Regions from separate parts of the Homo sapiens genome. Here region 1 is linked to region 2. A link is an interaction called in ENCODE POLR2A ChIA-PET data of the cell type or tissue named here. Cell type or tissue: B cell. All regions are shown on one strand. Links, peaks and the distances in the headings refer to the core of each region. The heading gives the core; the rest is flanking DNA. Region 1 has its middle 78 kb from the start of MACF1. Region 2 overlaps MACF1 (microtubule actin crosslinking factor 1).

What was found. ChIA-PET counts read pairs that join two places held together with the same protein. Peaks named below come from ENCODE experiments on the same cell type or tissue, not always from the same donor. Only the 100,000 strongest peaks of a DNase experiment are listed, where the experiment ranks them.
Region 1: POLR2A ChIA-PET joins it to region 2 with 6 read pairs; 10 of 35 experiments call an interaction of 5 or more read pairs at or near these places.

What each region holds. Positions count from the first base shown.
Region 1 is chr1:39,125,321-39,128,233 of GRCh38, reverse strand. It overlaps a transcript of MACF1 not described here. Among named protein-coding and RNA genes, the nearest start is that of MACF1, 78 kb to the left of the region's middle. In B cell, for the core only: no CTCF peak of the experiment used is centred there; no DNase peak of the experiment used is centred there.
Region 2 is chr1:39,217,455-39,220,367 of GRCh38, reverse strand. All of the region lies in intron 1 of MACF1 (microtubule actin crosslinking factor 1), which reads right to left. Among named protein-coding and RNA genes, the nearest start is that of MACF1, 14 kb to the right of the region's middle. RefSeq lists silencers at 2,568-2,617, 2,738-2,787. In B cell, for the core only: no CTCF peak of the experiment used is centred there; no DNase peak of the experiment used is centred there; H3K4me3 peaks cover 313 bases; H3K27ac peaks cover 1,094 bases.

The DNA of each region.
Region 1 (2,913 bases), core at 198-2,697, 92 kb after region 2:
GTCTCTAAAAAAAAAATAAAAAATAAAAATGTAAGCCAGATGTATGGTAATAAAAATAAATAAGAGGTAAGGCTCATGAGTCAAGAAGAGACACAACCAACCTAAAGGAATATAAAGGATGTAAAGGTGCAGTTCCAAAGCAAGCCTGGCAAGAAAAAACCTGTAAGGATACAAACCAAAGCTTGAACAGTGGTTACCCTGACCAGTGGGCCTAGGTGGAGAAAATAAAGACTAGAAAAGAGAATTTTTACTTTTTTCTTTGTAATTTCTGCTTAAATGTATTACAGTGAACATGTTTAATTTTGTAATAATACAAAAGAGAGTTACATAAACATAGCAGGCCTATGTTTTTTCCTCTTAATCACTAGGACATTTTTTTTTTTAAGTAACTTACAACATCTCACATCTGACTAGGGCCCCATGGCAAGACTGCAACCAGTAGGTAAGAAATGTGAACTGACTTCACATTCTCTTTCCCAATGAAAACAATAACAGCTCAAAGGAACACAAGTAAAGGTCACTTCCCTGACCCCTTAAGTTGGCACCATTCCAGAACTAGGAGTTTTTAGAGAAAAGGAGACTCAAGCCAAACAGTTCTATTCAAGGAAGTGAAGGAAAAGTATATACTGAGTTAAGAGCTGGAGTTCTGAAGTCCAACAGAGCTACACATAAATGACTGCTCTACCATTTACTGGGTGAGAGAACTTGAGCAAGTTATTTCACTGGCTGAGACCCACTTTTCTCCTCTGCAAAATGAGATAATCTATTTCACAGGGTTATCATGAGAATTAAGTGGATTAATGTATATAAAGTGCTTAACACAGTCCATTCCTGGCACATAGTAAGAAATTAATGAAAGCCACTATTATATTATTATTAAATCATTCAGCCCAGAAAACGAAGGAACTCCCACCAACGCTACACACCAGGTCCACCTCAGCTCTTTCCTAAATGCTGCCAAAAATCAAAATGCAGAATTAGCAGGACAAGAAGAGCTTTTATTTTCTTTTTGAGATAGAGTCTCTCGCTCTGTTGTCAGGCTGGCGTGCAGTGGCGTGATCTCAGCTCACTGCAATCACTGCCTCCTGGGCTCAAGCAATTCTCCTGCCTCAGCCTCCCAAGTAGCTGGGATTACAGGCGTGTACTACCATGCCCAGCTACTCTGTTATTTTTAGTAGAGTCGGGGTTTCGCCATGTTGGTCTCAAATTCCCAACCTCAGGTGATCCACCTGCCTCACCCTCCCAAAGGGCTGGGATTACAGGCTTGAGCCAAGGCACCCGGCCAACAGGACAAGGAAAGTTTTAACTCTAGTTAAATCTTAGTAATAAATCTTAAAAGACCAAAGAAAGTTAATTTCATATATGTTCACTCCTCTGTCCAGGTTACAAAGTGACTAAACCATTTGTTTTGATTTTTTTGTTTGTTTTTTGTGTGGTTTTTTTTTTGGAGACAGAGTCTTGCTCTGTTGCCCAGGCTGGACTGCAGTGGCACAATCTTGGCTCACCGCAATCTCTGCCTCCCAAGCTCAAGTGATTGTCCTGCCTCAGCCTCCCAAGTAACTGGGATTACAGGCACCCACCACCACGCCCAGCTAATTTTTTTGTATTTTTAGTAGAGACAGGGTTTCACCACGTTGGCCAGGCTGGTCTCGAACTGACCTCAGGTGATCCACATGCCTTGGCCTCCCAAAGTGCTGGGATTACAGGCATGAGCCACCGTGCTCGGCCCTAAACCATTTGTTATAGGATGAATTGTATCCCCCAGAAAGATGTCCTAACCCCAGGGACTGTGAATGTGACTTTATCTGGAAATAGGGTCTTTACAAATGATCAACTTAAGATGAGGTCATTCGAAAAGGCTCTAACCCAATATAACTAGTGTTATAAAAAGGGGACATTTGAACACAGACAGACATATACAGATGTGAAGGCGGTGAGAGAACATCATTTACAAGCCAAGGAACATCTGAGGCAACCAGAAACTAGAAGAGATGCATGGAACAGGTTCTCCCTCACAGCCTTCACAAGGAATCAACTCTGCTGACAACTTGATTTCAGACTTCTCGCCTCCAGAACTGTAAGACAATAAATATCTGTTGTTTAAGCCACCCAGTTTGTGGTACTTCGTTATTGTTATTACTATGAGACAGGGTCTCACTATGTTGCCCAGCTGGTCAAAAAAAATGGCATTTATCCTGTCATAAATTATATGTTTTTGCTGTCGTTTGCTTTGTTTTGTTTGAGACAGAGTCTTGCGCTGTCGCCCAGGATGGAGTGCAGTGGCGCAATCTCAGCTCACTGGAACCTCCGCCTCCCGGGTTAAAGCGATTCTCCTGCCTCAGCCTTCCAAGTAGCTGGGATTACAGGCGCATGCCACCACGCCCAGCTAATTTTTGTATTTTTAGTAGAGATGGGGTTTCACTAATGTTGGCCAGGCCGGTCTTCAACTCCTGACCTCAGGCGATCCGCCCACCTAGGCCTCCCAAAGTGCTGGGATTACTGGCCTAAATTATATATTGTAAAAAGAAATTTTAATCTAAAATCAAAAAGATGGATTATTTAAAAACAGACAGGACCTGGCTATATGCACACTTCCTTCCCTACTAATTCTCATTTCCCAAAGGTGAGAATACCATTACAGAAAAGGACATAAGGACCAAGCGAGGGTCTAAATCCTTTTGAATCTGGTATATCTGCTTCCCTAAGCATCTCCCGAATGAATGGAAGGAAGAAAAGACAACTCACGGATATTGAGTATCCACTGCATGTTTCACATATGCTAGGTGCTAATACGTATTATCTTATTCAAACCTCACAATATCCCTGCAAGGTAAGAACTATTCTCCCCACTACTAACGAGGAAATCAATGTTTAGAAAGGTTAAGTAAGTTGCCCAAGGTCATATAGCCAGGA
Region 2 (2,913 bases), core at 304-2,803:
AACCCCATCTCTACTAAAAATACAAAAATTAGCCAGGCAAGGTGGTGCGCTCCTGTAATCCCAGCTACTCAGGAGGCTGAGGTAGGAAAATGGCTTGAACCTGGGAGGCAGAGGTTGCGAGCTGAGATTGTGCCACTGCACTCCAGCCTGGGCAATAGAGCAAGACTCCATCTCAAAAAAAAATTTTTTTTTCATTAAATATCCAACATTTAGGACAACCATAGGTATTGAAAAATATTCATTTAACAAATATATAATCACAGTCCTCTAGGTGTCAAGGTTATAGCTACAAGACACATTAAGATGGTATTTTCAGGCCAGGCACTGTGGCTCTCACGCCTGCCATCCCAGCACTTTGGGAGGCTGAGGTGGGCAGATCACCTGAGGTCAGGAGTTCGAGACTAGCCTGGCCAACATGGCAAAACCCCGTCTCTACTAAAAATACAAAAATGAGCTGGGAGTGGTGGCACAAGCCTGTAATCCCAGCTACTCGGGAGGCTGAGGCAGGAAAACTGCTTGGACCCGGGCGGCAGAGGTTGCAGTGAGCTGAGATGGCACCACTGCAATCCAGCCTGGGTGACAGAGTGAGACTCCATCTCAAAAAAAGACTGCTTTTCAGCAGGGAGCAGGTACTCCCACTCAGATATTCCCTCTACAGATTCAGCTTTCCTAAATTCTCCTTGCCACATCTTGATCCTGGGGATTTTGAACCACTTAATGTTCCCAATGTAAGCGCAAAGGAAATTGGTGAAATTGGAGGTCAAGCAATTAAAATGTGTTCAGCAATAATGTATAATGGCACAAACATTATAAATGATTGCTATCCTCAGAAGGCTACAAAAGTCTACTTTGGGAGATAAGGTGGAGCTCGATATTTATTGTGTTTATTATGTATCAGGTGCTGTTTGAGGCTTATCTCATTTAGTATTTGACAATCCTCACAACTCTCTCAAGTATGCTTATTCATGGTTCAGCAAATTCATGCTCAGAAAGACTTGTTAGTAATCTTCCCAAAGTCACGCAGTATACAGCAGAATTGAGATTCAAATCCAAGTCTGTCAGATCATAGACTTTTAACCTCCATAAATTTATTAGAAGACAATACAATGCAGTCCTATATAATCAAGTTAAAGGAAAAGTACTAACTATAATAGGGATTCATGAAAGGCATTTATCACCAATGACTGGTGTAGGCTGAGAAAGTACCAATGAGGATTGAGATTTGGGGTTTTAAGGAAGTGACAACTGTAGAAGCTTCAATGCAAAATTAAAATTCTACCTTATTTCTGCCGGGTGTGATGGCTCATGCCTGTAATCCCAGCACTTTGGGAGGCTGAGATGGGTGGATCACTTGAGGTCAGGAGCTCGAGACCAACCTGGCCAACATGGTGAAACCCCGTCTCCACTAAAAGTACAAAAATCAGCCAGGTGTGGTGGCACACGCCTGTAATCCCAGCTACTTGGGAGGCTGAGGCAGGAGAATCACTTGGACCTGGGAAGCAGAGGTTGCAGTGAGCCGAGATCGCCCCATTGCACTCCAGCCTGGACAACAGAGCAAAGCAGGACTCTGTCTCAAAAAACAAAACAAAACAAAAATTTACCTTATTTCTTAGGAAAACCTAATATTATAATGATAATTCTTTGGACTATTAAGAATCACAGAATAAAGGAAAGAAGTAAGATAAAGAAATCCAGGGGTAAGCACGGTAACAAAAGAAGAGAGCCACAGTGAGAGGGAGGCACATATAAGAACACAAGAGGAAGAAAAGCTCAATAGTTCTTAGAGAATTCACGGGAATATCACAGTCAGAAAAACGAAGCATTTCATAAATACAAAGAGAGAGTTTTAAGAGTCCTCAAAAATCATCTTAAAGATGAAGAAACCAAGGCCCAGAGAGATTAAATAATTTAGACAAGGTCACACAGGGGCAGAACTAGGTCTATAACTTGGATTTCCTGGTGTCTAGTCTATGGTTCATACCTTTGCATGACATTCATTTCCCTTCTTTGAGCCTGAGTTTCATCTATAAAATTAGGCATTTGTCCTTTGTTATTTTTAAAATTTTATTTTTATCTCCAACTCTGCAAATAAAATGAGGAGTTAGGCCAATAGTTCCTAAATATCAGTCTGTAAACCAGCCATCTCAAAATCATCTGGGAAGCTTTTTTTTTTTTTTTTTTTTTTGAGACGGAGTCTCGCTCTGTCGCCCAGGCTGGAGTGCACTGGTGTGATCTCGGCTCACTGCAACCTCCACCTCCTGGGTTTACGCCATTCTCCTGCCTCAGCCTCCCGAGTAGCTAGGACTACAAGCACCCGCCACCATGCCCAGCTAATTTTTTGTATTTTTAGTACAGACAGGGTTTCACCGTGTCAGCCAGGATGGTCTCGATCTCCTGACCTCGTGATCCGCCCGCCTCGGCCTCCCAAAGTGCTGGGATTACAGGCATGAGCCACTGTGACCGACCTCTTTTTTTTTTTTTTTTTGAGACAGGGTCTTGCTCTATCACCCAGGCTGGAGTGGATCCCGGCTCACTGAAATCTCTGCCTCCCAGGCTCAAGCGATCTTCCCTCCTCAGCCGCGCCCCCAACCCCACCCCCAGTAGCTGGGACTATAGGCGCACGCCACCACACCCTGCTAACTTGTATTTTTGGTAGAGATGGGGTTTCACCATATTGCTCAGGCTGGTCTTGAACTCTTGACCTCAACTGATCCGCCCTCCTTGGCCTCCCAAAGTGCTGCGATTATAGGCATGAGCCACCACACCCGGCTGATTTAGAGTCTGTTTTAATCCCTTTTTTAAGCAATGAGGTTTGAATAGTAATTTTATTTATTTTTATTTTTTTGAGAGGGATCACTTGAGGTCAGGAACTCAAGACCAGCCAAGGCAACATGGCGAAACCCCATCTCTACC